Linked DNA regions of Homo sapiens: region 1 is linked to region 2. Evidence: read pairs that join two places in POLR2A ChIA-PET (ENCODE). Cell type or tissue: MCF 10A. All regions are shown on one strand. Each heading gives the region's core, and the rest is flanking DNA. Links, peaks and the distances in the headings are about the cores only.

What was found. ChIA-PET counts read pairs that join two places held together with the same protein. Peaks named below come from ENCODE experiments on the same cell type or tissue, not always from the same donor. Only the 100,000 strongest peaks of a DNase experiment are listed, where the experiment ranks them.
Region 1: POLR2A ChIA-PET joins it to region 2 with 5 read pairs; 14 of 35 experiments call an interaction of 5 or more read pairs at or near these places.

What each region holds. Positions count from the first base shown.
Region 1 is chr22:46,549,573-46,565,276 of GRCh38, forward strand. LOC105373075 (a long non-coding RNA gene) reads left to right here. Exons shown (of 2, transcript XR_938316.2): 2 at 3,498-4,321. Among named protein-coding and RNA genes, the nearest start is that of LINC02925, 16 kb to the left of the region's middle. RefSeq lists enhancers at 1-391, 1,538-2,039, 2,040-2,539, 12,010-12,761, 14,200-14,494 and 1 more and a silencer at 2,600-2,894. In MCF 10A, for the core only: no CTCF peak of the experiment used is centred there; a DNase peak (open chromatin) is centred at 8,379.
Region 2 is chr22:46,746,165-46,759,495 of GRCh38, forward strand. No RefSeq gene overlaps it. Among named protein-coding and RNA genes, the nearest start is that of TBC1D22A-DT, 9.7 kb to the right of the region's middle. RefSeq lists a silencer at 7,986-8,162. In MCF 10A, for the core only: no CTCF peak of the experiment used is centred there; a DNase peak (open chromatin) is centred at 8,437.

The DNA of each region.
Region 1 (15,704 bases), core at 3,390-11,389, 200 kb before region 2:
CTGAGGGGTGAAATCGTAGGGGTGGAGAGTAGGGTGGGAGTTGAGGCCAGAGGTAGGCAGGGGTGGGTTAAGGGGTCTGGCCTTTGTACTGCAGGCACTGGGGATTTTCAGCTGTAGAGGGACAAGGTCAGCTGTGCATCTGAGAGCATGGGTGGCTGGAGAAGAGCAGGGGTCGGGGAGGAGACCAGTTGAGCATAGAACCAGAGGCCCATGGTGAGATGTTGCCGGAGGACACAGGTGAAGAGGCGGCTTTCCATCCTGAAAGGATGTCTGCCCAGCATAACACACAGGGCACCAGAACCCACCCACAATGACTCTGGCCAGCCAAGAGGTGGGTTACCCCAAAGTCCCACCCAGGAGCTTCTTTGGTGGAGGAGGGGACTACTGTCCCCAGGCTGCCAGTCTCAGAGATAACGAGAGTTCTTGTCTTTCTCATAGTCAGCAGTTCCAACATTTGAGAGTCACTGCTCACCCACCTGCAGTGATGAGGGGGGTTGAATCTCTTTGTTTCTGCCTCTGTAAATGTGGACACCTGGCCCCTTTACTGTGGCAATACTGGCGGGTGAAGCCCCCCAACCCGTGTGGAGAAGGGGCTCCGAGAGGCCCCCGCTCCCGCACCCCAGTCAGGTGAATATGATCGTGTCCTTTTGTGATCAGCGTGGGGACAGCAGCAGGAATTAGAGCAGTGGGACAGGCACCAGCACCCACTCCTTCAGGCCGGGCTTTCTCCCCATCTCCCACCCCGTTCACTCCTGCAAGGGGCTCTTCTCTGGCCAGTGAGGCGAAGGCCAGAGGAGAGGGGTGGGGATGCCTATCCTGTCCTACCTGCCTTCACCGCGGAGCAGGGCAGTCGGGGCCAGTCCATGCGGCAGGTTCTGCCTCCCGGGACAAGCCCAGAGCCAGGCAGCCTTTCTCACTGGGTCCGTCTGGGTGGGCTCCTGGAGGTGGGGATGGCATCTCCAAGGAAAGGACTGGAGGTGAGGCTTGTGGAGGGGAAGGCAGACCTGGGGCAGGAGGGAGGGATTCCAGAAGCTTCTGGATGGGAGGTGGACTGCAGGGAATGTGGGATCTCCCCAGAGAGAGGCCAGACATCCCCGGTGTCGGGAGCTGGGCCATGGAGGGGGAGTTTGGTGAATGCCCTGGCCATGGCCCAACAGGACAGAGCTTTGGCTTTAGTGTAAATCAGAATCTCCCCTCTAATTTTGGGGTGTGGACATGGTAACAAATTGGGGCTCTTCCGGGAAATAAGAGGGGGACGGACCCCACATTTCCAGGGTCCAAAAAAACTCTACCTCCCTCTATGCCCCACATGCCCAGAGAAGGTGTAGCTTCTCTGCTTTGCCTGTAACCCTCTGAGTGTCCTCCTGAGCCCCTTCTGCTGGGCAGTGGGCACAAAACGAGGCCAGCCCAGCTGGGCACAGTGGCTCATGCCTGTAATCCCAGCACTTTGGGAGGCCGAGGTGGGCAGATCATGAGGTCAGGAGTTTGAGACCAGCCTGACCAACATGGTGAAACCCCATCCCTACTAAAAACACAAAAATTAGCCAGGCATGGTGGCATGCGCCTGTAATCCCAGCTACTCAGGAGGCTGAGGCCAGAGAATCACTTGAACCCGGGAGGAGGAGGTTGCAGTGAGCCAAGATCACGCCATTGCACTCCAGCCTGGGCGTTCTGAGTGAGACTCCATCTAAAAAAAAAACAAAAAACAAAAAACCGAGGCCAGCCCTGTGACATCAGACCCCAGATCCCTCCCCTCCTCCACTGCCGTCTCTCCAGTTTCTGGGTGCTTGAGGGGATGATGTGGCTTATGTGGCCGCCTGGTGACAGGGGTTCTCAGGGCCTCCAGCCTGAGTCTCTGCCTCCTCATCCTCCAGCCTGCTGTCCCCTGAAGGACCCATGTCCCGCTGTCCTGGCTCCCGCTGGCGTTGGCAGGTGGGGGGCTAGGGACAGGTCTCCTGGCCTCAGCTTGCCCTAGAACTTGGACCCTCCATCTGCTACCCCCTGCTCCCATGCTGCTGCAGGCCCCGACAGTCTCCTAGCCGCTTCTGGGTCCCAGGAATGCCAAGCCCCTAGCCTCCAGCTCTCTGGCCACACGGACCACATTGCACAGGCTGGTGCTGGAGCAGCCCATGAGGCCATCTCCGTCTGGGGAGCAGAATTCTGACACGGACCCAAAAGGAGCTTTGTGGCTCTCTGCAGAGCTGATGGCCCAGGAAGCATCTCATTTTTAAAGCAATAATGCCACTAGATGGACAGAGCTGAGGAAATGCTACATGGCCGGGACAGGCGAGGGTGGGTCCAGCAGCTGGAAGCCCCCTGGATCGAGGGCAGTCCTCCCGTGGGGCTGTGGGGAGACTTCTCCCTCTCTCCCTCAAAATGGCCTCCCTTAGCCCCTGCCTTTCTTCTTCTTCCTCTCTCTGAGCTGCTTTGCCTGCTTCTCCAGGCACCCTGTCATCGGCCAGAGCTCCTGGGCTCAGCTCTCTCCCCAGTTCAAATGAACGGCTCCTGGCGAACGAGAATCTTGTTTCTAATTCCCAGTTCCCAAGCTGGCCTGGTCTGTGTGAAGCAGCTACATGGTCAAGTCATCAGCGTCAGACAGGGTCATGAGACTACACATAAAGGTGTTCACCGAGGGCTGCACGGGGCCCGAGACCCAGCCCAGCCTGGCTCACCCAGCCCGGCTACCTGGCGTGGGCTGGCTGCTGCTGGGAAGGGCCCCTCTCAAATGCACACAGGCACAACGGCAGCTGATGACAAATGGCTCCACTCCTTCCTGCCTTCACGCCTTCTGCAAGGTGACATTTCAGCTCATGGGAAGGTGGGAGCTATTTCCCCACCCCTGCAATCTGGCAGATGGCCTTATGATTTGTTCTGACCATACAGTGAGGCAGAAGTGATGTCAGTTCTGAGCCTAGGCCTTAAGTGCTCTTCTGCCCTTCAGGAGCCCTGTGTGCCAGAGGATGAGAGACCACATGGAGCCGAGAGCAGCTGTCCCAGCTGAGGTCCCAGGAATGTGAGCCCAGCTAAGACAGCAGAGCCATGTCGCCAACCCTTAGTGACCTCAGAAGTGAGCCCATCTCAGATCAGCAGAGCCACTCAGTGGGCCTGGAGGCTCACGGGAAAGAATTAATGGTTGTGTTTGAAGCTATTACATTTGGGGGAGTTTTGTTACACAGCAATAGATAACTGATACAGACATCCCATGGACTATCTCTGAGCATCACATACTAAAAATGTGACTGCAGGAGCAGTTAATCAGAGAAGCAGGGTCTCACTGTAACTCAAACAGAGACCCCCAGCTGTGGCTATGGCCTCTCCAGAGGAGAAGAGTCATAGTGGTTAAGACACATAGACAGAGCCTGAAGGCAAGGTTCACTGTGTGGCAGCCAATCTCCAAAGGTGGCCCCAGGGAACCATGCCTCCTGGTGTTTCCACCCTTGTTTAGTCCCCTCCCACACAGAATCTGGATTGGCCCTAACCCTCACATTAACCAACAGAATGCAGTGAAGTGCCACTGTGCCAGTTCCAGGCCTGAGACTTAACAAGACCCAGCAGCTTTGGCCTGTGCGTTCTCAGGAGACTGCTGCCACCTAAGAAGTCTGACCAGCCTGATGGAGAGGGGCTACCCAGAGGACATTGAGGGTGCAGAGATGTGAGTGATAAGTCATCTTGGACATTCTGCCACCATCTGACGGCAACTGCATGAGAGACCACAAGCAGAAGAACTACCCAGCTGAGCCCAGCCAACCCACAGAACCCTGAGAAATAATAACGAAGTGTTGTTTCAATGGTGTGTTTGTTACGCAGCAATAGGTAGCTGGTGCACTCTACTTACCAGCCAAGGGTTCTTGTGCAAGTCATTTGCGTGAACTCTACTGCACTTTGCAAATGGGGGTGATTCTCACTAATCTAAGCCAGGAAAGTCTACCTGCTCACCCTGGGTATCATGAAGAACAGCTTTAGAACAATACTTTAGTTCCCTCTTACAAAGCCATAAAGGTTCCAGAAATGTGAGGTTCAGACTCAGAGAACCCAGTAATCTATCATCCCAAATACACATCCGAGAGGGTTGTTCCCCTCTTGAAGGGTCACCGGCAGCTCCTCATCTCTGGACCTTTCTGGGTCTGCCCTGCCCACTAGTCAGCCCCATCTCCCATCCCCCACTGGCCCCTTCCCCAGTTTGTACATTTGACAACGTATGACTTGGTGTTCTAGCTGCGGCTCAAATGCTGCCTCCTCTGACACCTTCCCTGTCCTCTGGGCAGGCTAGGGTGCTCCTCATCTGTTCCCACAACCACTGCATCATGCATTACAGCTGTCACTGTCCTGTATTACTGTCTCCCTAATGATGACCCCAGAGGGCCAAGACCAGCTCCTTCCACTGTGTGGCACTGAGCAGAGGGTCAAATACAGAGGGAAGATCAATAAGTACTCCTGGGCCAGGTGAGGTGGCTCACACCTGTAATCCCAGCACTTTGGGAGGCCGAGGCGGGTGGATCATAAGGTCAGGAGATTGAGACCATCCTGGCTAACATGGTGAAACCCCATCTCTACCAAAAATACAAAAAATTAGCCAGGCATGATGACAGGTGCCTGTAGTCCCAGCTACTTGGGGGGCTGAGGCAGGAGAATGGCGTGAACCCGGGAGGTGGAGCTTGCAGTGAGCTGAGATCACGCCACTGCACTCCAGCCTCAGCGTCAGAGCAAGACTCCGTCTCAAAAAATTAAATAAATAAATAAATAAATACTCCTGGGTGAATGAGGTCGAGGCCAGCGCTGCCTTCATGGGGGCAGCATCTCCTAGGGAGACAGACCCCCCCAAGCAGGGACACAGGTAGCAAGGCTGGGCTGGGGACGAGTGAGTGTGAGAGGAGGAGGGTGTGAGGGCTGGAGAGCCCTCAGGGTAAGCAGAGCTTAGGCCTGTCTCCGAGGGGGTGTGGGATTGCTTTCTGTTGCACTCAGGCGTTTCTGTTCATTTTGGCCGTCTGCAAAGCAGCCCATTAGGTTGTATCTGTGGTGCCTAAAACGGAGAGGAAATCTGGGAGTTTTCTAGGTAACGTCCAATCCAGATGACTGGCTTGAACAATTCTAGGGCTCTTCCCACTACCAACACCCTCAACACACCCCAGTGCACCAGCACACACACAGGTGCCCCCTCACTCTTTCTGCTGTGCATTCCGGCTGCACTGAGTCGCAGCATCTCACTGGCTGCCCTCAGAGGAACCCATGAGGTCACCAGGAAGGGGGACTGCTGCAGGACCCTGAAGCTTGGAAACAGGCATGAGAGCTGAGGAGTAAGCAGCAGGGGCCAGGCCCCATTCCATGGCTTAGCCAGAAAATGTACACCCTGAATTCTCTCCAAAGTACTCCTCTGGAGCAAGGTGAGAGCCATGTTGGCAGCCAAGGATGTAACTCCCAGAATGAGCTAATGAGTCAACTTGACTTCTGGCAGCATAGTGATCAGATATCCCAAAATGCCATCCGCTACCTGATTGCAAGTAAATGTCTACAGACATAACATTATTGCACTGCCAAGATCACAAGGAAGCCCTCCTTCCACAAAAGAAACAAGCAATAAATAAAGCAAACTATCTGGAACCAGAGATGAGCAATAAGCACTTTCCTTAGGTAATGCAAAATGCAGAGTGGTGAGTGGGGGTAGTGAACCTAAGAGTCCTACACCGACTTGAGACCCTCAAAGGAGGCTACCCGCCTAAGGAGAGGGTGGTTCCAACCAAATCTGCCTGCCAGGACAGGGATCCCTCTGGGAAACCTGGGTGTCTGCTTCAGAGCTCCAGGTGGAAACATTTAAGAACAATAATAATGTCCCTGGAGGATTTGCAACCATTTGCTCTCCTGCAGCGCTGAAGTTAAATTTACACTATCCTCATAGACGGGAAAATCCCCACTCAAGAAATTAAATTAAATTGGTCCTGGTCAGTGATAAAATGGTAGAGGCAAACAGAAATTCTTTCTGGAGGAAAGCATCCCAATTTAGGCCTTCAGGATTCCTACAGATGAAGCACAACCAAATACACACACACACACACACACACACACACACACACACACACACACCCCAAGGAGACAAGCCACCATAAGGCGAGACTCAATAGAAATAACAAATAGATTTAGACCCCTGAGAACTGCTTGAAATAAATGAAGTGCCGGCCAGGCGCAGTGGCTCGAGCCTGTAATCCCAGCACTTTGGGAGGCCAAGGCGGGCGGATCACAAGGTCAGGAGATTGGGACCATCCTGGCTAACACGGTGAAACCCCGTCTCTATTAAAAGTACAAAAAATTAGCCGGGTGTGGTGGCGGGCGCCTGTAGTCCCAGCTACTTGGGAGGCTGAGGCAGGAGAATGGCATGAACCTGGGAGGTAGAGCTTGCAGTGAGCCGAGATGGCACCACTGCACTCCAGCCTGGGCAACAAAGCGAGACTCCGTCTAAAAAAATAAATAAATAAAATAAATAAATAAATAAATGAAGTGCCAGGCGTGGTGGCTCCACAACTGTAATCCCAGCACTTTGGGAGGCCGACGTGGGCAGATTGCTTGAGCCCAGGAGTTCATGCCTGGGCAACATGGCGAAACCCCATCTCTACAAAAATGTACAAAAATTAGCGGATGTGGTGGAGCATGCCTGTAGTCCCAGCTACTCAGGAAGCTGACGTAGGAGGATCACTTGAGCTTGGGAAGTCTAGGTGGCAGTGAGCTGTGATAGTGCCACTGCACTCTAGCCTGGGAGACAGAGTAAGACTCTGCCAGGAAAAAAAGAAAAAGGAAGGGAGGGAGGGAGGGAAAAGAAAAGAAATAGATGAAGTCTATTCATCTATCAATTTTTCCTTTTTGATTGTCTTCCTTATTCCATCTAAGGAATTCCAGCTAAATCTGCCTTTATATTAAAGAAGTTTTTTGTTTTTGTTCATTTGTTTGTTCGTTTTTGAGACAGAGTTTCGCTCCTGTTGGCCAGGCTGGAGTGCAATGGCACGATCTCGGCTCACCGCAACCTCTGCCTCCCAGGTTCAAGAAATTCACCTGCCTCAGCCTCCAAAGTAGCTGGGATTACAGGTATGCACCACCACTCCCAGCTAATTTTGTATTTTTTGCAGAGATGCATTTCTCCATGTTGGTAAGGCTGGTCTCAAACTCCCAACCTCAGGTGATCTGCCCACCTCAGCTTCCCAAAGTGCTGGGATTACAGGCGTGAGCCACCACACCCAGCCGATTAAGGAGGATTTAATGGAATAAGGAAGATGATCAAAAAGGCAAAAGAGTCTATTGGAGAAAAAAAGGCCAGAGAGATTTGAAAAAGAACCAAATATACTTTTACAAGTGAAAAAATACAAATGTTGAAACTATGAGTTAAACAGCTAAAGAGAGAATCAGTGAAATGGAGCACAGATACGAAGAAATTTCCTAGGATGCAACATAGAAAGATGAGAAGAGAGAAAATATGAAAGAAAGGTAAGAAGGCTGGGAGGAGAGTATGAGTGAGTCTAATGTGCATCTAATCAGAATTCCTAGAATTCCAGATCCCTGGATGAGGTGGTACTAAGTGGGGGCAATGGGTGGGGGTGCAGTGCAGGGCTATACCAGGCAGAGGGAACAGCACGTGCAAGGCCCTGAGGAACCTAACCAAAGCTGGTCTGCTAGGGCCCTTACTCTGTGCTGCCTTATGCAGGGCAATGCTGGGGCACAGATGGGGCTTAAACACTGTCCCTGCCTGAGCAGTAGGCAGTCTACTGGGGAGCCAGCCACAGTGAGGTAGACAGCCGTGCTACTGCCTGGCCAATTCCATTTCCCCTTCGACTGCTAACTATACCTCTTCTCCTCCCCAGCTCTCAGGCCACATAGCCCAGGCAGAGCTAGCCCCAGTCCTTCATGCTTCAGGGATGGACATGTGACCTCGGCCAGGTTAATCACAGCCAGTGAGGTCCAGTTCTCAAACTTTTGTTAGAACCATCGGGCACAGGAAATCTCTGGTTTGTCCAGGGGTGCTGACAGGGGAGACTGTTGGTCTGGAACCACCAAGAGATGGAACCAACATAAAGAAAGGCCCCCGTTGAGCCCTGGATCCAAGTTTTCTGAAAATACCCTGGACATAATGTTACAGAAGTTAATAGATTTCCTTTTCTGTTTGAGCTGGTCTGAGCTGTTTTTTTCTGTTACGTATAACTCCTTGCTCTGTCCCTGAAACAGAGGGAAATCCCAAGGCTGGAGAACCCATGGGAGGACCTGGCCCAGCCTAGGGGTCAGTGAGGCTTCTTATGGGAGGTGATAACCAGGCTGGGTCTTGATAGCTGCACCAGAGTTAGCTGGAGGGAAGAGGTGCGCCCGGGCAGGCTGGTGCAGGTGCTGGCTGCCTTCCCAGGAGTCAGGGCAGCTCACTGGCTCCTGGGCACAGTCTCTGCCCAGGCAGGCCCTGGGCTCCCAGGTCAGCTCTTAGCAGAGGCTTCTGAGGACCTCAGGGTTTGGCAGGAACAGGAGGCCTAAAGAGGGGACAACTCGGAAGCACTGCATAGGGTGGGGCAGGCCAGCCTCCAAGGGTCTTATTTCATGTGCCATGTTGGTGTCAGGACCTCCAACCTCAGGATCCACTGAGGTTTGTGAGAGGAGCTGTGTCGGGAGGTCACCAGCCCATCCTGTCCCTCCCTGGCCCCCAGCATGGCCAGTGCCATGGCCACCCCTGTCATGTTGCCAGGCAGGTGCAATGTGCAGGGCACCAAACCAAGTGGGCTTGAGAATCTGCTCTCAGCTCTATAACAAAGTCGTTTCAGCTTCTTGATGCCAGCTGACTTGGCACCCACCCATGTTCAGTCTCGTGCAGATCAATCAGCTGATCAGTGGGCTGCACGGGTCTCTGTGCCCTGTGCCTGTGTCACTACCAGCCCAGGCTCCCATGCCCAGCTTAAATGCCCTCTCCTCCAAGAACCCTTCCCTGATCACCCAAGGCATAAATGTTCCATCCTGCCTCTAACAACCCTTTGAACCAGGACCCCAAGCTGCCGTGGGAGGTGGTTACTTGTAGGTATGTTGTATTTTCCTTTGGTTCATCTCTGTCTACTCAGGGCCTAGTGAGGACCTGGCAAGAACACCTGATAGGGTAAGTCCTAGCCAGAGAAATCAGGCCAGAGAAAGAAAGAAAGGGCATCCAAATTGGAAAAGAGGAAGTCAAACTATATCTGTTTGCCAACGATACGATCTTATACCTAGAAAACGCCAAAGATTACTCCAAAAGACTCCTAGATTTGATAAATAAATTAAGTAAAGTCTCAAGTTACAAAATCAATGTACACAAATCAGTAGCATTGCCATACTCCAGCAATGATCAAGCTGACAATCACAAGAACTCAATCCCTTTTTTTTTTTTTTTACCTTTGAGATGGAGTCTCGCTCTTGTTGCCCAGGCTGGAGTGCAATGGCGCGATCTCGGCTCACTGCAACCTCTGCCTCCCAGGTTCAGCAGTTCTCCTGCCTCTGCCTCCTGAGTAGCTCGGATTACAGGCACCCGCCACCATGCCTGGCTAATTTTTGTATTTTTAGTAGAGATGGAGTTTCACCAGGTTGGTCCACGCCTGTAATCCCAGCACTTTGGGAGGCTGGGGCGGATGGATCACCTGAGGTCAGGAGTTTGAACTCAATCCCTTTTACAGTACCTAGACACAAAAAATAAAATGCTTAGGAATATACTTAACCAAGGAGGTGAGCGATCTCTACAAAGAGAACTATAAAACACTGCTGAAAGAAATCATAGATGACAAAAACACATGGCAATACATCCCATGTTCGTGGACTAGAACAATCAATATTGTGAAAGTAACCATACTGCCCAAAGCAATCTACAGAGTCACTGCAATTCCAACCAAAATACCAACATCATTCTTCACAGAATTAGAAAAAACAACCTTAAAATTCATATGGCATCAAAAAAGAACCTGAATAGCCAAAGCAATCCCAAGCAAAAAACAAATCTGGAGGCATCACCTTACCCAACTTCAAATTATACTATAAGGATGTAGTAATCAAGACAGTATCAAGGAAGTGTCTACTGGTACCAAGCACTGTATCAAGGTAGATATATAGACCAATAGAACAGAATAGAGAATCCAGAAATAAAGCCACTTACAGCCAACTGATCTTCCACAAAGTATGCAAAAACATAAACTGGGGAAATGACATTCTATTCAATAAATGGTGCTGGGAAAATTGGATAGCCACATGTGGAAGAATGGAGCTGGATCCCTCTTTCTCACCATATACAAAAATTAACTCACAATGGGTTAAATACTTAAACCTAAGTCCTGAAATCATAAAAATTCTAGAAGGAACCCTAGGAAAAACTCTTATGGACATTGGCCTAGGCTAAATATTTATAACGAAGGCTCCAAAGGCAAATGCAACAAAAACAAAAATAAACAGGACCTACTTAAACTAGAAAGCTTCTACACAGCAGAAGAAATAATCATGAAAGTAAACAGACAACTTAGAGAATGGGAGAAAATGTTTGCAAACTATGCATCTGACAAAGGACTAATACGCAGAATCTACAAGGGACTCAAATCAGCAAGAAAAAAAAATAATAATTCTGGCTGGGCGCAGTGGCTCATACCTGTAACCCCAGCACTTTGGGAGGGCAAGGCGTGCGGATGACTTGAGGTCAGGAGTTCGAGATCAGCCTGGCCAACATGGTGAAACCCTATCTCTACCAAAAATATAAAAAATTAGCTGGGTGTGGTGGCAGGGCCTGTAATCCCAGCTACTCAGTAGGCTGAGGCATGACACTCAACTTGAATCCAGGAGGCAGAGATTGCAGTGAGCCGAGATTGTACCACTGCACTCCAGCCTGGGTGACAGAGTGAGACTCTATCTAAAAAAATTAATAAAATAAAATAAAAATAATAAATACTTTATAAACATTAATTTACTGACTCTTCTTAATGACCTTGATGTTATATTCTGTTTGATCCCTATTAACAGACAAGGAAACTCGGGCACAGAGAGGCTAGGTTACTCATTCAGAGTCACACAGCCAGTGTGCAGCAGAGCCAGAAGTAAAGCCCAGGGAGTCCCACTCCAGTCTGTGCTCTTAACCCTGGGCCATGACATGTCATCACCCTAGGTGTGCAGTGAGGGGACTGGGGCCTAGGAAGGGGAAGGGACTCATACCTGAAGCCACACAACCAGGGTCCAGCCCTAGGCAGGCTCTTTCTCCACAGAGACAGAGCCGGTTTGGGCCCCTCCTCTCTTCTCTTGGTGACAGTTTTGCCCATGGGCATCCTGCGGGCAAAGGGGAGGCTGAGTTTCTGGTTTGTGGGTGTGTTTCAGGAAGTGCAGCTTGATGGGGTCAGTCTTTGTGTGCAGGGAGAGGAGCTGGGTGGAGGCTGGCTGGATGACTGGGCCTAGGCCTCCGGACAACGGAAAGGAGCAGAGAAGACGAGGGATGCGTCCCGGCACTGGTATTGTGGAGAGAGACCCCAACCCCCAGGAGGGTGAGGAAGGGGCTGTTGGTTCCCCCGCTGGTGAGCAAGGGCTGGCTGTGGGAGGGGCTCCAGGAGCGGAGGGGAACTGTTAAAGATTCAGACCCAGCTGGGCGCGGTGGCTCACGCTTGTAATCCCAGCATTTTGAGAGGCTGAGGTGGGCGAATCACCTGAGGTCAGGAGTTCAGACCAGCCTGCCCAATATGGAGAAACCCCGTCTCTGCTAAAAAATACAAAAATTAGCCAGGCGTGATGGTGCACACCTGCAATCCCAGCTACTAGAGAGGCTAAGGCAGGAGAATCGCTTGAACTCGGGAGGCGGAGGTTGCAGTGAGGTGAGATTGCACCACTGCACTCCAGCCTGGGCGACACAGCGAACTCTGTTTCAAAAAAAAAAAAAAAAAGATTCAGACCCAGCCTCCGCCCCCTGTGTCACACAAACTGTTCTCCTCCTAGGGCAGGCTTAGAGGGGCCCATGCCTGGGGCACCCAGGTTGGCAGGCAGCTTCGTGGATGCCTCTGGGGAGGCCTTCCTGACTGCAGGCCGGCTCTGGGGTGCTGCAGAAGAACTCACTTCCATCTCTTCTATGATGGTGGTGTAGGTAGCCATGTTTGACAACATGTGACGATGCCTGGTGGTCACGTGATTCCAAAGGCACCACACCATAGGTCAGCCCAGGACCAATAGCTGGTGGCAGGAAGCAAGGAGCTGAACAGGTGGATTCACCCCTGGGGACTTCAGCCTGGCCATCCCAGAAGAGGCAGCTGCTGACAGGGTCTCATGGAGGGCTGAGGATGCAGGGAGGTCTGGGGGTCTTGAGGGCCACATAGGGCCTTGGGAAGTCTTGGGAATTTAGGCGACCTAGGAGACCTTGTGGGGCTTTAGGAGGGCCTAAGGAACCTGGGGGGCCCTGGGGATCGTTGAGGGGCCTGGGAAGGCCTTGAGGGGTCTCTGGAGGATCTTTTGGGCCTTGGGGGCCTGAGGAGCCTTGGGGGACCTCCAGAGGCCTAAGGGACCTTGGGAAATCTTTGGGACCTTAGGGGGAGAGGGGATGTAGGAGACTTGAGAGGCCTGGGGCTTTGGGTGGACCTTGGAAAGCAAGGGAGGTTGGGAGGGCCATGGCGGGTGGAGCAGCCCCCCCAGAGGGCCTGGGTCATTCAGCAGCCACAGCCTGGACATTGTGCTCCGGCTCTGGGAGCCCTGGTCATTCCCTCTGTGTGATGGGGGGATCCCAGGCCTGCTCCAGCATCCCTGTGAGGGTGAAGTGATCCCAAGGGGACAGGCATTGCCCTCACCCTCAGGCCTGCATGCCCCACACTCCACTTCCACACAAACTCATCTGAAGGCACATGAGGCTGTGTGGTCTACCAAAGGCTTCATGGGGAGGTGGAGGAAGGAGCCCCATTGCGAGACATCCCCGTGTCCCCAGAGCTCCTCTCACACTGACAGCCACTCTCTTCACTGGTTCGTATAAAGTGCCCAGAACAGTGCCCGGCACACAGGAGGTGTGAGCCATCGTCACTGCTGTCACTGTCTTTCAGTTCTCTCTTTCCCAGACGGCCTCTCAGGATCCCTCTTTTTGCCTCCAGCGATCTGGTGCCCCTCGTGTCAGAACAGATGCATCCTGCGATGCTCCTCACGTGAAACAGGAAGAGCCTATACATGAAAATGTGCGTCTTCCCCCATGGTGTTTCGTTTTCTTGCGGGGGGACTGAGTCTCATTCTGTCGCCCAGGCTGGAGTGCAGTGGCACGATCTCGGCTCACTGCAACCTCCCACCCCCAGGTTCAAGTGGTTCTCCTACCTCAGCCTCCCGAGTAGCTGGGATTGCAGGTGCCTGCCACCATGCCCGGCTAATTTTTTGTATTTTTAGTAGAGATGGAGTTTCACCATGTTGGCCAGGCTGGTCTCGATCTCCTGACCTCAGGTGATCCGCCTTGGCCTCCCAAAGTGTTGGGATTACAGGTGTGAGCCAGCACACCTGGCCCTCTGTGGGGTTTAGAAGTAGCTCAGCACAGGCCAGGTGCAGTGGCTCATGCCTGTAATCCCAGCACTTTGGGAGGCCGAGGCGGGCAGATCATGAGGTCAGGAGTTCGAGACCAGCCTGGCCAACATGGTGAAACTCCGTCTCTACTAAAAATACAAAAAATTAGCCGGGCGTGGTGACGCGCACCTGTAGTCCCAGCTACTCGGGAGGCTGAGGCAGGAGAATGGCGTGAACCCGGGAGGCGGAGCTTGCAGTGATCCGAGATAGCGCCATTGCACTGCAGCCTGGGCGACAGAGCAAGACTCCGCCTCAGAAAAAAAAAAAAAAAAAGAAGTAGCTCAGCACAGCATGTGGCGGGTGCCACCCAAGAAGGTGGCACAGAGGACAAAAGTCCACAGAGGACAAATGCAGCCAGTGTGGAAATCAGGCCCCAACTTGCGGGGCCGAGGCCGTGAGCAGCCACAAGGTGGCCCCAGTGAGCTTAGGGACCAGCTAGTGCAGGGCAGGTGGGAGGTTCACGCACAGCTAAATTAGGCTAAGAGAGACGTGGCAGGGTCTCCCTGGGGCAGCAGGTGGGGGCTCAGCTCACCCTGGCTCCCGGCTGCACAGCTCAGAGTGGGCACCTCCTCGCCTGAGGAGAAGGAAGGGCCGCCTGTAGCCAGCAGGTGTGCCAGCATCCTCCTACCTGGGCTGGGGCCCGGAAGGCGAACACAGGGCAACCGAACCCATTGCAGAGCAGGGCCTGAGGGCTGGCTTGGGAGCAGGTGGTTGGAGTCTGGCTCTGAACAGGCCTTGATCCGTCCCTTGGGTCCCCCAGGCCCTTCCCAGCCTCCACCCCGTGCTGCAGGCCACACCTACAGCCTTCTGTGCCGAGGGCTGTGCCCCTGGAAGCCACGTGGGGCAGACTGGAGCTGCCTGGGTCCTGGAGCAGCATTTCTGGGGCTTCAGCCCAGGGGAGCTGACTGGATTTGCGGCTACACTCACACCACACTCCTCCTCCGGGCTGGGCCGGGTGAGAGGAGGGAGATGAAGGAGGGCGGGCCTGCCCTTGCTGGTCATCAGGGTCGCTCATCTCTGGGGATCTGGCTGGAGCTAGGAATTGAGGAAGGACAGGCTGGTGGCAGGGGCCGGGGCTGGGCTTCTGGCGGGCCAGGCCCCCCTCTAGGGAGGTCTGTGCTCACTGCATCCCTAGGGACACAAGCCCAGGGCCAGGGCCTCATGCTTTCTGGCCTGGCAGGCTGCCTGCCTCAGCCCCACCCCACCCAAGGCATCCAGGGACACTGGCCTGTGGCAGACACGCCCACAGCTTTGCTGTGTGTCCATCTTTGTTGCTTCTCCTTTTGGGGAGCTACCCCTACCCCTGCACTTTAACAGGTGAACCCAGTGTGAGCCACTGCCCCGCCCACCAGCCCCTGAATCAGGCCAAAGAAGTGAAAACCATCTGACCACAGAGGAGGAGCCTGGGGGCGCAGCAGGGCCCCAGCTGGCCGGAGGTCAGCCTCAGGGTGGGTGGCCTGGAGGCCAGCTGTCTGGAGGATCCTGAGCAGAGAGGGGGGCAGGCCCTTGGTGCCTTTCCTTCCAAGAGGGGAATCTAAAGGGAGAGAGTGACATCAATCCAAGGCCCACCGTGCAGATGCTGATTACAGAGGCCAGCGGAGGTGACACAGGTCCTGCCCAAGACAGTCCTGGAGATGGATGGTGGGGCTGGTACCTGTCTTAATTTGCTGCATTGCTAGAAAGAAATACCCGAGGATAGGTAATTTATAAAGAAAAGGTGGTAGCCAGGCACAGTGGCTCACACTTGTAATCCCAGCACTTTGGGAGACTGAGGCAGGCAGATCACCTGAGGTCAGGAGTTCGAGACCAGTCTGACCAACATGGAGAAACTGTCTCTACTAAACATACAAAATTAGCCAGGCATGGTGGCACATGCCTGTAATCCCAGCTACTTGGGAGGCTGAGGCAGGAGAATCATTTGAACCCGGAAGGCAGAGTTTGCGGTGAGCCGAAATCGCGCCATTGCACTCCAGCCTGGGCAACAGGAGCAAAACTCCGTCTGGAAAAGAAAAGAAAAGAAGAGAAAAGAAAAGGAAAGGAAAGGAAAGAAAAGAAAAGAAAAGATGGTTATTTGGCTCATAGTTCTTCAGGCTGGTACAAAGAAGCGTGGCACCAGCATCTGCTTCTGGTGAGGCCTCAGGAAGCTTCCACTCATAGCAGAAGGGGAAGGGTAGCAGGCA
Region 2 (13,331 bases), core at 4,294-12,293:
AGGAGATTAGGGTATCCCAGATGGGCCATGACAGCAGGGGTGGAAACAGATGGATTCGGATCAAGGTGGTCAAAAAGCAGAAACGATGGGATGCAGTGATTGACAGGATGAGGGGTGAGAGGGAACGGTCTAGAATGACCCCCAGTACTCTGCCTTGTCTGGGGGGATGGGTGCCTGTCATTTGGGTGGGAACACGAGCAAGGAGCATCCCACGGTGCCTGTGGGGTTTTGTGGTGGGGTCTGGAGGTCATTCCTTGGTGAATAGATGGGAGTGGATCTGCTTGAAGCAAGGAGGGGAGGGGACCAGGACCAGGGAGCCCCATGTCCTTGATTATCAGGGACAATCCTAGTCTCTATCTACTGTGATATCTTCATTGTTGCTGGTGCTTCTGTTCACTTGCTGGAGTAGCCCTGCTGTGGGATTAGTAATCTGGTCATCCACCGACACTCAAAGGCAGGGCAGCGAACAGGTGACCTCATTTAGACCCTGAGCAGAAACAGAACAGCTTCAGGTGGAGCCCATGAAGGAAACTGAGATGGCCCAGCCAGACAGGCAGGAGGAAAGCAGGGCTCACAGCACCCCAGGGAAGGTGGAGAGAGGGAGGTGTGGTCCTGTGGAGCCCCAGCTCCACCTGCGCTCGCTGGGAGCCTTCGCCTCACCTGTTGGAGCCTCCGTTTTCTCTCACACGTGAAACGAGGATAGTGATCGCAGAACAGAGTGGCTGAGAGCTCAAGATTCAAGTCCAAACTCTGCGAGGAAAGGCGGTGAGATCTTGGGCCAGGGTTTCCTAGGACGGCACTGTGGACATTTGGAGCCACATCACTCTTGGTGGCAGGGACTGTCCTGTGTACTGCAGGATGTGCAGTAGCATCTCTGGCCTTCACCCAGAGACAACCCAAAGTGTTCCCCAGACATTGCCAAATCCCCCATGAGAACCTCCGCCTTCCAGAAATCACTCGATTTCTCTGTGCTTTGGTTTCTTCCTCTGTAAGTGAAGATACTAAAACCAACCTCATGGGATGTTATGAAGGTTAAATAGTATCGTAAATGCAAAGTGCTTGGCATAATAAGGGCTCATTAAATGTTAGTTCATAAAATCAGAGCGAGCAGCCCTGGCTGACTGTTGAGCCCAGCATCTGGGGTACTGTCGGCGTTCAGTCGGTGGTGGCAGTGATCATGTTTCTCTGAGGCTGGGGAGAAAGCCTCAGGGGCTACCTCTGGAGGGACTTCTGTCCCCAGGCAGCAGCCAGAGGCACTTGGAGGGCTGTACTCCCCACTCAGGGTCTGGCTGATGCTAAGGGGCAGAGGGGATCCCTGCTGGACTCTGCATCCCCTATGCTGCACGCTTCCTTCCCATCCTGGCAGGACCAAGCTGCTGGGTCTGAGTTTTGGGGCTCTGGGAAGTGGGCTCCTGTGACTGCCATGCACTCCCCATAGTGGGAGACACACCCAGACATCCCTGGGCTAGCCTCTGGTGACCAAATCCCCCTGGTTTGCTGGACTTTCCTAGTTTAGTGCTTCAAGTCCCACGTCCCGGGAAACCTGTCACTTTTAGGAGGTGGATTGCTCAAGTTGTCCCGATTCCAGGTTGTACAGCCTTCCCCGGGGATGGGCTAGGCCAGCTGCACCCTGGGCCCTGAGCTCTCCTTGCTGGGCTCATCTCAGGTGGCACTGGGAGGTGACCTCATTTAGACCCTGAGCAGAAATAGAACAGCAGCGCCAATTAGCAGCTGCTCAGGAGCCAGGGGCATGTGGATCTGCCCCAGCCTCTCCGCAGAGGGATGTTTGTGGGATACAGAAAATTCCACGTGCAATCTTCTTCCACAGAGAGGAAGGGTTGTGAGGATGCCCACTTCCTTGGGGACGCACCCAGTTTTGCTTCTTGCTTGTCCACTTGTCAAGGGTGAGAGCATTTGGGGCCGGGAGGCACAGACCCTCAGAGATGCTGATTCATTGGGTTTGAGGCAGGGTGGGGTGAGAATCCACAATTTTCACACCCTCCTCAGGGGATCTGGATACAGGTGGTCCTTTCGACGCACAGTGGGATACAGTAGGGACCTGCCTTGCTCTGTTCCAGCCAGGGTCAGGGGCCCAGGCCCTGAATCCACTCTGCACCTGGGCCTGGGTGGTCACCCGCTCACTGGACACAGCCCCCAGAGGACAGCCGAGAGACAGATGCCCGGATGGAGCCTAGCACAGAGCCAGTACGACGTCGCTGCTGCTGAGAGCCGGTGTCTACCTCCGTCCACTCGACGGAGTGGCCTCTTGTATAGGTGGGCACCTGGTGCCAGGAGAGAACCCTGGCAGGGAGCTGAGGGACCTCTGTGGTCAGGCTGCTTCACTGGCCAACCAGGGACCTTGTGCCATTCCCATCCCATTGCTGCCCCCAGCTTGCCCTGAAAGCACACTTGGGGGTGGTAGGAAGCCAGGTGTCTCTCAGTGTCTGTCCTGGTGACGATGGGACCTAGAACGTGCTTCCCCACCCAAATCCCTCCCACATTCAAAGGGAAGCCTGGGTCTCAGCGGTCAGGGACCAAGCAGCTGGGCTTCGCCGCCAGTGACTGCTTAGGGGGTAGGAAGTGGGGTGGCCTTTCTCGGGACTGCCCCGCTAACCTGCCCCTGTAGCTCCTGCAACAGCCTCCCAAGAACCAGGGCTGAGAGGAGAGCCTCCCAGAGGCCACTGCTTCGCTTGTGCCTTCACCCCCTTCCCTCCCCAAGGTGGCCGCTCTCTCGCCCCAGCATCTCCTCTGTCCTCTCTCCTTCCTCCCCACCGGGGGCTGCTTACCGTCAAGAGTGGAGGGGTGACAGAAACAGCATTGGCTGGGGAGTCAGGGGAGCTAGGGCTGAGTCTAGCTCTGTCTTAAATATATTGCTAGTTTCTAGGCCTCAGTTTGCCCACCCACAAAATGGGAGTATTGGAGGCAGGAATCTAAGGTGCCCACCTGCTCTCATACTCCAAGGCTCCTTGGGCACATCCTGAGTCCGCCGTTTCCCACAGACACAGCCGACTGCCTGCTGCTTTCTCTGTACGTTTTGTGACTTCCCTGGGAGCAACATGGAGGAAGGGCCAAGTTTTGAGGTACACAGAGCTTGCTTTATCTCATGAAGGAAAAAAAGTTCCATGCTTTAATCTTCCTCTTCCAGTAAAGAAACAGCCTGAAGTGGCCTGTCTGCGAGTCACAGTGTTAACTCAGATCCACAGGAAGATGTTCACCGGATGCTCCTTGGCCAGGCTGCCATCATCCACTCGGGGGTAAACAGTCTCCGAATCAGGGCTGGCTGGCGGCTGACAGCCAGGGCAGGAAGTCTGCAGGGCAAGCTGCAGGATGTCACCCGAAGGAAATATTTTGTGTTGTGCATTGCGGTGGAGAAGTGCAATGAGGCTTAGGGGTTGTGAAAACAGATTCCTCAAGCCTTCACGGAGGACCTCTGTGCTGGAGGTCTCACCCAACAGGTCTTGCAGGCTGGTCTCAGAGAAGTTCCTAGAGCTGCGTGTGGAGTCACCCAGCCTTCTCCCCCATTCAATACGGATCCCAGACATTTGTGGGATACTTGCATCTCCCTATAGCACTTTCCCATGTATCGTCTCATCTGATCTTTAGAAGAACCCTCCTAGGCATGCAGGACAGTGCTGATTACCTCATTTTACAGATGGGAAGGTGATGCTCAGAGAGGGGGCTGGGATGTGTCCATGTCACATGGAATTGGGGCCAACTGACCCTTGGCCAGCTCTTTGGCTGCATGTGGCATTTCCAGATTTCCAGTGGGTGATATGAGGCTTGTGACTCAGAGGGGTGCCCCAGAGATGAAGGGAGAGGAGGCGTGGGGCAGCTCTGGGGTAACTGCCTTGCAGGGGATGAAGGGAGAGGAGGCGTGGGGCAGCTCTGGGGAAACTGACTCGCAGGGGTGCCCCGGAGATGAAGGGAGAAGAGGCGTGGGGCAGCTCTGGGGTAACTGCCTTGCAGGGGATGAAGGGAGAAGAGGCGTGGGCCAGCTCTGGGGAAACTAACTCTCAGGATGTGCGTCAGGGGCTTTCCCAGGCGTCCAGTGGCATCCAGCATGGTATGGGGCTAGGGTCATGGGGGCAGGGCGTCAGGAGGCTGGCACTCCTGCCGTGGGTGGATGGCATGAGGAAAGGAGGCTTCAGGCATCTTCCTGCATGGGAGAAACAACGCCTAGTCCCTTAACAAGTCCCTGAATCCTTCAGCTGCTAGCACTCCCCAGCCCATTGTCTGTGCCCACTAGAGCCCGTGTGGGTGGTGATTCTGCCCTGTAGGAGCTCCCCATGGGAGTGGAGGGGAAAGGCCAAGTTCCCCAAAGACAATGTCAGTTTATACTCAGGGAGGGGCCCACAGGAGGTAGCAGGCCCTGGAATCTGGGGGCTGGAAGTCTGGAGCTGGGCGTGGGGTGAGGTGTTTGCCTGGGCCTCAAAGCATGCAGTGATTTCAGTGAGTGAGGGTGCAGGGTGAGGGACGGCTCCCAGGCAGAGGGCACCAGCAACAGACACGCTGGAGTGTGTTGAGGGACAGAGTACTGGGCAGTGGCAAAAGAGGAGCCCCCAACCTGGAGAGGCCTTGGGTACCAGAGTGAGGAGTCCGCCGTTTCCCACAGACACAGGCAGCCCCTGATGGCTCTTGAGCAGAATGTTTTACGATGGGAGGTGCTGGGCAGCAGTCATTGGGGAGGGCCATGGGGAGAGGCCAGCAGGGGACCAGGGCCCCCTCTCTTGGCTCTAACAGCCCCGCTGTGCCATGGGCAGGATGCCTGGCAGGTCCAATTCCAGGCATGGCCGAGGCCAGCAGCCATGGAAGAGTGTCTGGGGTCAGTGGCTGACAGGAGTGAACGAGGAAACGAGGAAATGGGGCAGGGCGGGGAGGGCGTGGCACGCACTCCACCAGGCCCCAACAGGTGCCCAGTCTGCCACGCACCCCTGGCCTTGGCCTGGTGCCTGATAGCTGCCCCTGCTAGGACATGGGGGTGTCGCCCAGCTCTGACAGCTCTGGGAATGAATCCTGGGCTAAGAGCCACGAGTCCTCTTCAGGGTTCAGCTGCTCCGCTGAGGCTTAAACCAAAAGGTCATCAGCTCCCGTTCAGCCTCCCTCTCCCCTGCTTCCTCCTTCCTCCTCCCTCCTTCTCCAGCTCTTCTTCCTCCTTCCTCTCCTCCTCAGGCTCCCTCCCTTCTCCCTTGATCTTTAGAAGAATCCTGGGAGAGGGGCAGGACAGTGGCAGTTATCTCCCTCTGACACAGGGGGAAGGTGAGACCCAGAGAGGGGCTGGGACTTACCCAGGCCACTTTCCCTGCTCCCTGCTTCCCACGCCATACCAAATCACACTGCGCACTGGGAACAGTATACACGAGAACCTTGGGCCCTCCTAAGTGGAGCTGCTTTTCCTAGAATTGCCATCAACATTTCTAAACAATGTGGCCCATCTGGGGGCAAAGCCTCCTCCTTTGGGAATGACCCCTGCCACAGTGAGGGCCTGACCCTTTGCAGACCATTGCAGTCCGCTGGCTTGACTCTGCCTTCTGGCAACAGAGCTGGGGGAAGGCCCAGGAAGGATCAAGAGGGTTCCAGGCCCTGGAGCCCTATCTCCCCACTTCCCTCAGGTTACATCCAGTGCACTTGCCAAGTATGTCATCAATGACCAAGTGAGGACCCCGGGAAGCTCGGTGGGGAAGGCGGGGGGCTATGACCTACTGGAAATTCCCATAGCCAGAGTGATGGGGATGAAGGAGAGGTGCTGGTTTGGGACACAGCCTGCTGCAGGGACTCGCAGAGCCAAGGACAGAGCAGAGCAGGCATGGCAGGCGGTGTGAGGACCCGGCCCTGGCAGCTGGGAGGGTGCCTGGATGATGGTCCCCCTGCTGGAGACCCCCTCTCTTGCCTGTCTCAGTTGGCCTGGGCTTTGTCCTCCGCTGACCAACACCCTCCACACATTGCTTGACACTCACAGTGGGGAGGTGTCCGGTCTTGGGCTCCATGGCTGCCCTTTGCTAGGGACACCAAGAGGGACGTGGTGATCAAGGATCTGGGGGATTTCTTTGCAGGCGGCTGAGGCTGGGCTCCCTTGGGGCTCCCAGAACACTGTGCAGGCATCTCATGTCAAACATGGATGCATTCTTATTGACCAGGCACCATTCCAAGCAGCCTATGTGCCCATTAGTTCTGGCCACAGCTTATTCTTGGTGAAAGGCTGCAGGTGGCTGCAGCCCTTGCTTCTCTCTGTGCCATCTAGAGATGGTAGTGACTGCTGTGGCAAGGGCGGGTGGCCTGCACAGCACTGCCCCTCCCGTGGGAAGGTCCCGGCGTCCTGGAGGTCCACATGGGCTAGGGCCAGGCGTTTTTCCCTCGGGAAGGCTGCTCTCACCTTCCCCACCAGGAGACATGGGAGGTCCTGGCTCCAAGCTGAGCCCCCTGCAGTTGTAGAGGGGCCACTCTGATGGGGAGGGAATGCTCCTGGGTTCTGCTGGCACAGCCTGCTTGGCACAGTGTGGCACTGGATGGAAAGAGGAGAGACCAGGGGATCTCCCCCTGCAAAACACCACAAATGCCTTGCTTCTCGGGACCTCAGTTTCCCCAATCCTAAAACAAGAGACTTGGGGTCAGGCACCAGGAACACTTTAAGTTTGGGCCTTGGGCCTTCCCAAGTGGAGACGCTGCCTAGGGGTCAAAACGTGTGAAGGGAGAGGGGTGTGGGAAGCCGGGGTAACCAGAGGACTGAGCCTGCTCCAGCAGATACACACAGGGGTTACCACACCAACGTGTGGCCCTTGAGGGCTCCCTGGCTTAGCACAGCCCCTCACCCCTCTAGCCCTGCCCCCTGCCCCTCAGGCCCCTAGCGCCCCTGGGCCCAACACTGGGTCCCATGCCTCCCCCACCCCCATCCCCAGGCCCCGCTCTTGCTTCCCGCAAGTCCTGCCCCACGCCCCTGGGAGCCTCTGCTTCAGTGAGGATGGGTCCTTCTCCACAGTGACAGAGGGGATGGAGATGTGGCAGGAGTTCCTTGGAAGGTGCCATAGGGCATCACTTCATGCCAGCTGTGGCTTGGTCCCTTGCGTAGGGGAGTAGGGGGGAGGGGCTGCCTTTGGATCCATTGCCAGCGAGCTTAACTCCTCCAGAATGGCATGTCTCCCCACCCCTTGCAGTGTCCCCAGGACACCTGGGTGGGCAGCCACCATCCCTCCTTTGGAAGAACCAGTGTCATCCGAAGGTGGTCAGGAAGTGGGAGGATGATGCCGAGTGGCCAGTACAGACCCTACAGGGCCAGATTCCTGAATTTTATTTTTGTTTGGATCGCTAAGCGTCAGTACTATAAACAGCAGTTAGCCCTGGCTGGATTCTGTCATGTGCCCAGGTTCATGCCCGATTGCATTGAGCCCTCTGCCAGCAGGTGAGGAAACAGGCTCAGCTGAGAAGGCTGCCCAGATTTGCACAGCAGGATTGAAATCCATGTCTGTCTGGTTCCAAAGTCAGGGGTTCATCCACCTTACCACTCGGCCTGACCCGCAGGCTCTTAGGATTGAGGCCCAGAGAAACGAGGTGTTTGCAGTGTCTCAAAATAAGAGACCACTCCCCCCAGTCTCTCTTTCCATCCAGTGCCACACTGTGCCAGGCAGGCCATGCCACCAGAACCCAGGAGTGTCCCCTCCCCACCAAAGTGGCCTTCTGCAACTGCAGGGGGCTCAGCTTGGAACCAGGATGCCAAACCGTGCACAATCCCAGCAGAAGTGTGGTGCCAGCACCTTGCCTGCCTTCTCCCCTCACCCTCAGGATGTCCATGCCTGGGATGCCACATGGGCAGGCCCTTTAGTGCCAGCCTCCCCACGCCATGCACCTCTGGGTCTATGTCCACCCAAAAGTGCCATTCAGGCTGGGGCCGCAACACACTTTCCATCCTGGCCGCCAGGCTCTGATGTCATAAGGGCACAGAGTTCCCAGGTCTGTGTCCCCAGTTCCTAGCAGTCAGATATCTGGCCCAGTCAGATATCTGGGAGATGCCTGCTCTCCGGGCCACTTTCTCTTCTGGTGTTAAGTGACAGACCAGCTCCTTCCTTCACTCTAGCAGCTGCGGGAAGTCCAGGGATGACACAGCACCATGGGGCCATAGGGCCTTCCGGTTGCCACTCCAGGCCAGGCTTCACGTCACTTACAGACTCACTCCCTACTCTGCGGTGTCATATTTGCTCAGAGATTTTGGTTTACAAACTGCCTTCCAGTCCTTTGTCTCAGGGGATTCCCATCATGACTCTGGGAAACACACAGGGCAGGTGTCCTCATCTCCATTTTACAGGTGGGAAAACGGGGGCTGGCCGTGTTTACAGCAGAGTGTGATCAGTCACAGGAGACATGAGGCCAGGATGCAGCTTGCAGACGGCCAGTCTGGGCTCCCTCTGATGTCTGCTGTCCTCTCTCTATCCTGCCTGAGTCACTTTGGGTTGGACTGTCCATGAGTCACGGCCGACTGTGGCTCCTGCACGTTTGCCAAGGGGGTGGGGACCACGTGCTGCAAAGGACCATGGGAGGAAATGCCACAGCTGGTTGTGTTTCCGATTAGCAGTGGGACTGTGGCCAGGGCCCGGCAAGGTGAACTGGACAGTGAGTGGGCTGTGGGGTCAGCAGCTGGACTCCAAACCCTGTTCCCTTCACTCTAGCTGGGGGACTTTGCCTCTTGAAGCCCCTACTTTCTCATCTTTAAAATACAAATCATGATACCCACTGTGTGCGCCATCCCCTCCCCACCCCCACTGCCACCCCCTCCCTCCCCACCGCTGGGCATCTGGTGAGGGGGGATGAGGAGGATGCTGAGGATGCTGGAATTTGCTGAGCTTGAGAGGTGGAGAGGGTTGCAGATGCACACGGGAAAGGGACTGAGAGGCCTGCAGGTGAGGTCTGGGCAGGAGGTCTGCAGGAGCATGGCAGAGGATCAAAGGTGATGGAAGGGGCTGATGGTGGCTGTGAAGGGTGCGATGCATCTCCAGGGTGCATTTAGGAGGCTTGTTTGCATGAGCCGTGGCATAATGGCCCTCCTCTGTCTACCCTGAAAGCCTCCGAAAATCAGTCTTATTCTTCAAAGCATTTGGATTTGCATTTGTTGTTTTTCCTGGATGTGAAAATAATTGATCAATTTTTGGGGGGTGGGGGTGTCTTTTTAATTTTTTTTTTCTTTTTTTGCATCTAAGAAAGCATTTGGGCGGCTCCTGCCTGTAATCCCAATGCTGGCCGGGCATGGTGGCGCGTGCCTGCAATCCTAGCTACTTGGGAGGCTGAGGCAGGAGAATCACTTGAACCTGAGAGGCAGAGGTTGCAGTGAGCTGAGATCATGCCACTGCACTCCAGCCTGGGCAACAGAGTAAGACTCTGTCTCAAAAAAATAAAATAAAATAAAATAAAAAATCCTAAAGCTCCAACATAATCCTTGACTCCACATCCTGGATCCTGGTGCAAGGGGTGGCGTCCCAAGGCCTTGGGCAGTCCTGCTTCTGTGGCTGCTCTATGGGTTGGGGTGGAGTGCCTGCAGCTTCTCCAGGTGTAGGTGCAGCTGCTGGTGGCGCTACCATTCTTGGGTCTGGAGGGTGCAGTCCCCTTCCCACAGCTCCACTAGGCAGTGGAGTTCACTACTGTGAACTGTGTGTGGGCCTCCAACCCCACATTTCCCCTCCATACTGCCCTGGTAGAGGTTCTCTGTGGGGGCTCTGCCCCTGGTAGAGGTTCTCTGTGGGGGCTCTGCCCTGGTAGAGGTTCTCTGTGGGGGCTCTGCCCCTGGCGGAGGTTCTCTGTGGGGGCTCTGCCCCTGGCGGAGGTTCTCTGTGGGGGCTCTGTCCCTGGTGGAGGTTCTCTGTGGGGGCTCTGCCCCTGCAGCAGGCTTCTGCCTGGGCACTCAGGCTTTCTCATACATCCTCTGAAATCTAGGTGGAAGCTGCCACCTTTATTCCTGCATTCTGTGTGCCCACAGGTTTAACACCACATGGAAGCCACCAAGGCTTATGGCTTGTATTCTCCAGAGTGGTGGCCCAAGCTATACCTGGGGCCTTTGAGCTACAGGCGGAGCTGCAGCAGCTGGTATGTGGGGAGCAGTGTCCATAGGCTGAGGAGTGTCCTGGGCCTGGCCCCTCAAACCATTCTTTCCTCCTAGGCCTCTGGGCCTGTCATGGGAGGGGCTGTCTCCAAGATCTCCCAAATGCCTTTGAGGCCTTTGTTCCATTGTCTTGGATATTAGCACTTGGCTCCCTTTTAGTGATGATAATCTCTCTAGCTAATGGTTGCTCCCCAGCCTGCTTGGATTCTTTCCCTGCCACATGGCCAGGCTGCAAATTTTCCAAAATTTCATGCTCTGCTTCCCTTTTAAATATGAGCTCCAACTTTCCTTTGCTCCAATATATGATCATTGGCTGTGACAAGCAGGCAGGCCACCTCTTGAATGCTTTGCTACTTAGAAATTTCTTCTGCCAGTTACCCTAGGTCATTACTCTTAAGGTGTCTTTACAGCAATGCCCTGCTTCTTGGTACCAGTTTTCTGTGTTAGGCTACTTTTGCGGTGTTTATAAAGGAATACCTGAGGACGGGTAATTTATAAAGAAAAGAGGTTGAATTGGCTCATGGTTGTGCAGGATGTACAGGAAGTGTCGTGTTGGTCTCTGCTAGGTTTCTGGTGAGGCCTCAGGGAGCTTTTACTCATGGTGGAAGGTGAAGCGGGAACAGGCATGTCACATGTTGAGAGCAGGAGCTAGAGAGCTGTATTTCTTTTGAAAACATATTCTTTGATTTATTTATAGTTTAAGATAAGCTTGAAAAATATATACTTGGTTTAAACAATCATACCCATTTCCTATTGTGGTTTTCTACTTCCTTATTTGTAAGATTCCCATATATTAACCCTTTGTCAGACATAGCACATATATTTTGTCCAATTAAAACATTTTTTTTGACAAACAAGTAAACATTTTAAGTTGTCAAATCCACCAGTTTCTCTCAACATGGCCTTTGGTGTTGTAGTGGATATTGGGATTGTTCCTGGATATTGGGATTCTAACCCTCCCTTGTTGGGCAGCAGCCACAAAATTTGGAAGGATTGACTCTCATTGCCAGCTACAATGGAGCATCTGCCAGGTGACAGGTCCCCAAATGACACTGGATGACCCAGCTCTTCCCCCTCTTGCTTAGAATTTTTGGGCAGAATATACAGAGGTTGCAACATCCTGAGATAAGGTGGAACTGTCCCGAACAGCTCAGGCTTTGTGCTCATCTCCCCTAGATCAGGATGTCCTGCAATGCTGTAGCCCAGTGGACCCAGTTGCATTTGGGGTAGAGAACCCAGAGTAGAGTGTGCTTTTCACGCCCCTCAGCTGTGGTGTGAAGTGGGGGCACCTGCAGACAACACTCTAGTGCCCTGGGTAGCTTTCCTGATTGCTGGTGGACTGGCTCGCCATGGATCCTAGGCTTGGGTTGATGTTTGGGGCCTCTCTGTGAATAATAAAGTTGCTTTGTCTGACGTGTTTTGCAGGTGTTCTGTTTTACCAGACTAGACATTAAGAATGCAGTGGGTAGGCCAGGCGCGGTGGCTCACGCCTGTAATCCCGGCACTTTGGGAGGCTGAGGTGGGTGGATCACGAGGTCAGGAGATCAAGACCATCCTGGCTAACATGGTGAAAACCTGTCTCTACTAAAAATACAAAAAATTAGCCGGGCGTGGTGGCGGGCGCCTGTAGTCCCAGCTACTTGGGAGGCCAAGGTAGGAGAATGGCGTGAACCTGGGAGGTGGTGCTTGCAGTGAGCCAAGATTGCGCCACTGCACTCCAGCCTGGGTGACAGAGTGAGACGCCGTCCCAAAAAAAAAAAGAATACAGAGGGTGGAGGTATGACAGCTGCAGCAGCTAGGTCAGCTTTGAGCCCCTGCCAGAGTCAAGAACCCTTGCAGAACTCTGGCTGCTGGGTTTGTGCAAAGCCTCCTGGCAGTCTTAGGAAACTCAGCAGAAATTGGTGAGGTGTTTAAGTGTGCTCTCCTGGAATTGGTAAGCAATGTATAGTGCTCCCTTCCCGGGGACTGATACTAGTTCACAGTATTTCTGCTCTCTAGCATCCTGACTAGAGGTAAGCACATGATCCCAGGGGCCCAACAGAGGCATCCTGTGACCTCAAGGGGAAGTTGTCCTTGGCAAAGACTTAAGAGACTGACAGAAGGAGACAGGCCCCTTGGGTCATTGTTGAGCTGCTGTATCAGCCCTTCTCCAAACCTTCTGAGCTACTTCTGGGCTTTTTCATTAACCAACTAATTCCCTTTGTAGTATAAGCTAATTTGAGCTGAACTTTGTCATTCTTGCAACCAACAGCACCCTAACTCATCCTGACTTAGTGTCAGGAAATGGCACGTTGCTAGTCCCTGTAATATAAAAATGGCTGAAAGGAGTTGGGGAAGGGGGCAGTGAAGACGACGCCTGCCTCTCGCGGTGTGAAACTGGGGACCTTTGCTATATGCCGTCTATTATTGTGGTAGGCTGAATAATGAACCCCTGAAGATATACCAGGACTTAATCCTGGGACCTGCAAATGTTACCTTAAATGGCCAAAGGGAGTTTGCAGGTGTGATTGAGCTAAGGGCCGGGTGATGGGGAGATCAGCCTGGACCGGATTATCCAGTGGGCCTGACGTGAGGTCAGAGGGATCTAGGAGGAATCGGAAGGAGAGAAGATGATGTGATGATGGCAGTAGAGATTAGAGTGATCTGCTTTCCAGACAGAGGAAGGAGTGTCGGCCAAGGAATGTTAAGTGGCCTCTAGAAGCTGAAAAAGGTAAGAAACTGACTCTCCCCTAGAACCTCCAGAAGGGGGCAGCCTTGCTGACGCTTTGAGTTTAGTGCAGTGAAGTGCTAAGACTTTGGACTTCTGACCTCCAGGATTGTAGGAGGGTAAATGTGTATTGTTTTCAGCCGCTAAGTCTGCAGCATTCTGCCAACAGCAGCCTTAGGAAACCAATACAGATAGAACAGTCAGCTTTTTACTTTGGGGCACAGGCTCGGTGCCTATGGACGGTACAGCACCAGGAAACTTAGGAGGCAGAACCCACCAAGTGGGAGTGTGGCAGCTCACTCAGTAAGGTCCTGTGAGAGATATTCTAAGCCCGGAGCAGGCCATCTGAAAGCAAAGAAAGCAGAAAACACTTCCCGAGGAACCCAAATGGCATTGCAAATCCAGCCATCCTGAAATACTATCCCAATTTTTTTTTGTTTGTTTTTTTGAGGCAGGGTCTCACTGTTTTCTAGGCTGGAGTGCAGTTGTGTGATCCTAGCTCACTGCTGCCTTGAACTTCTGGGCTCAAGTGATCCTCCTGCCTCA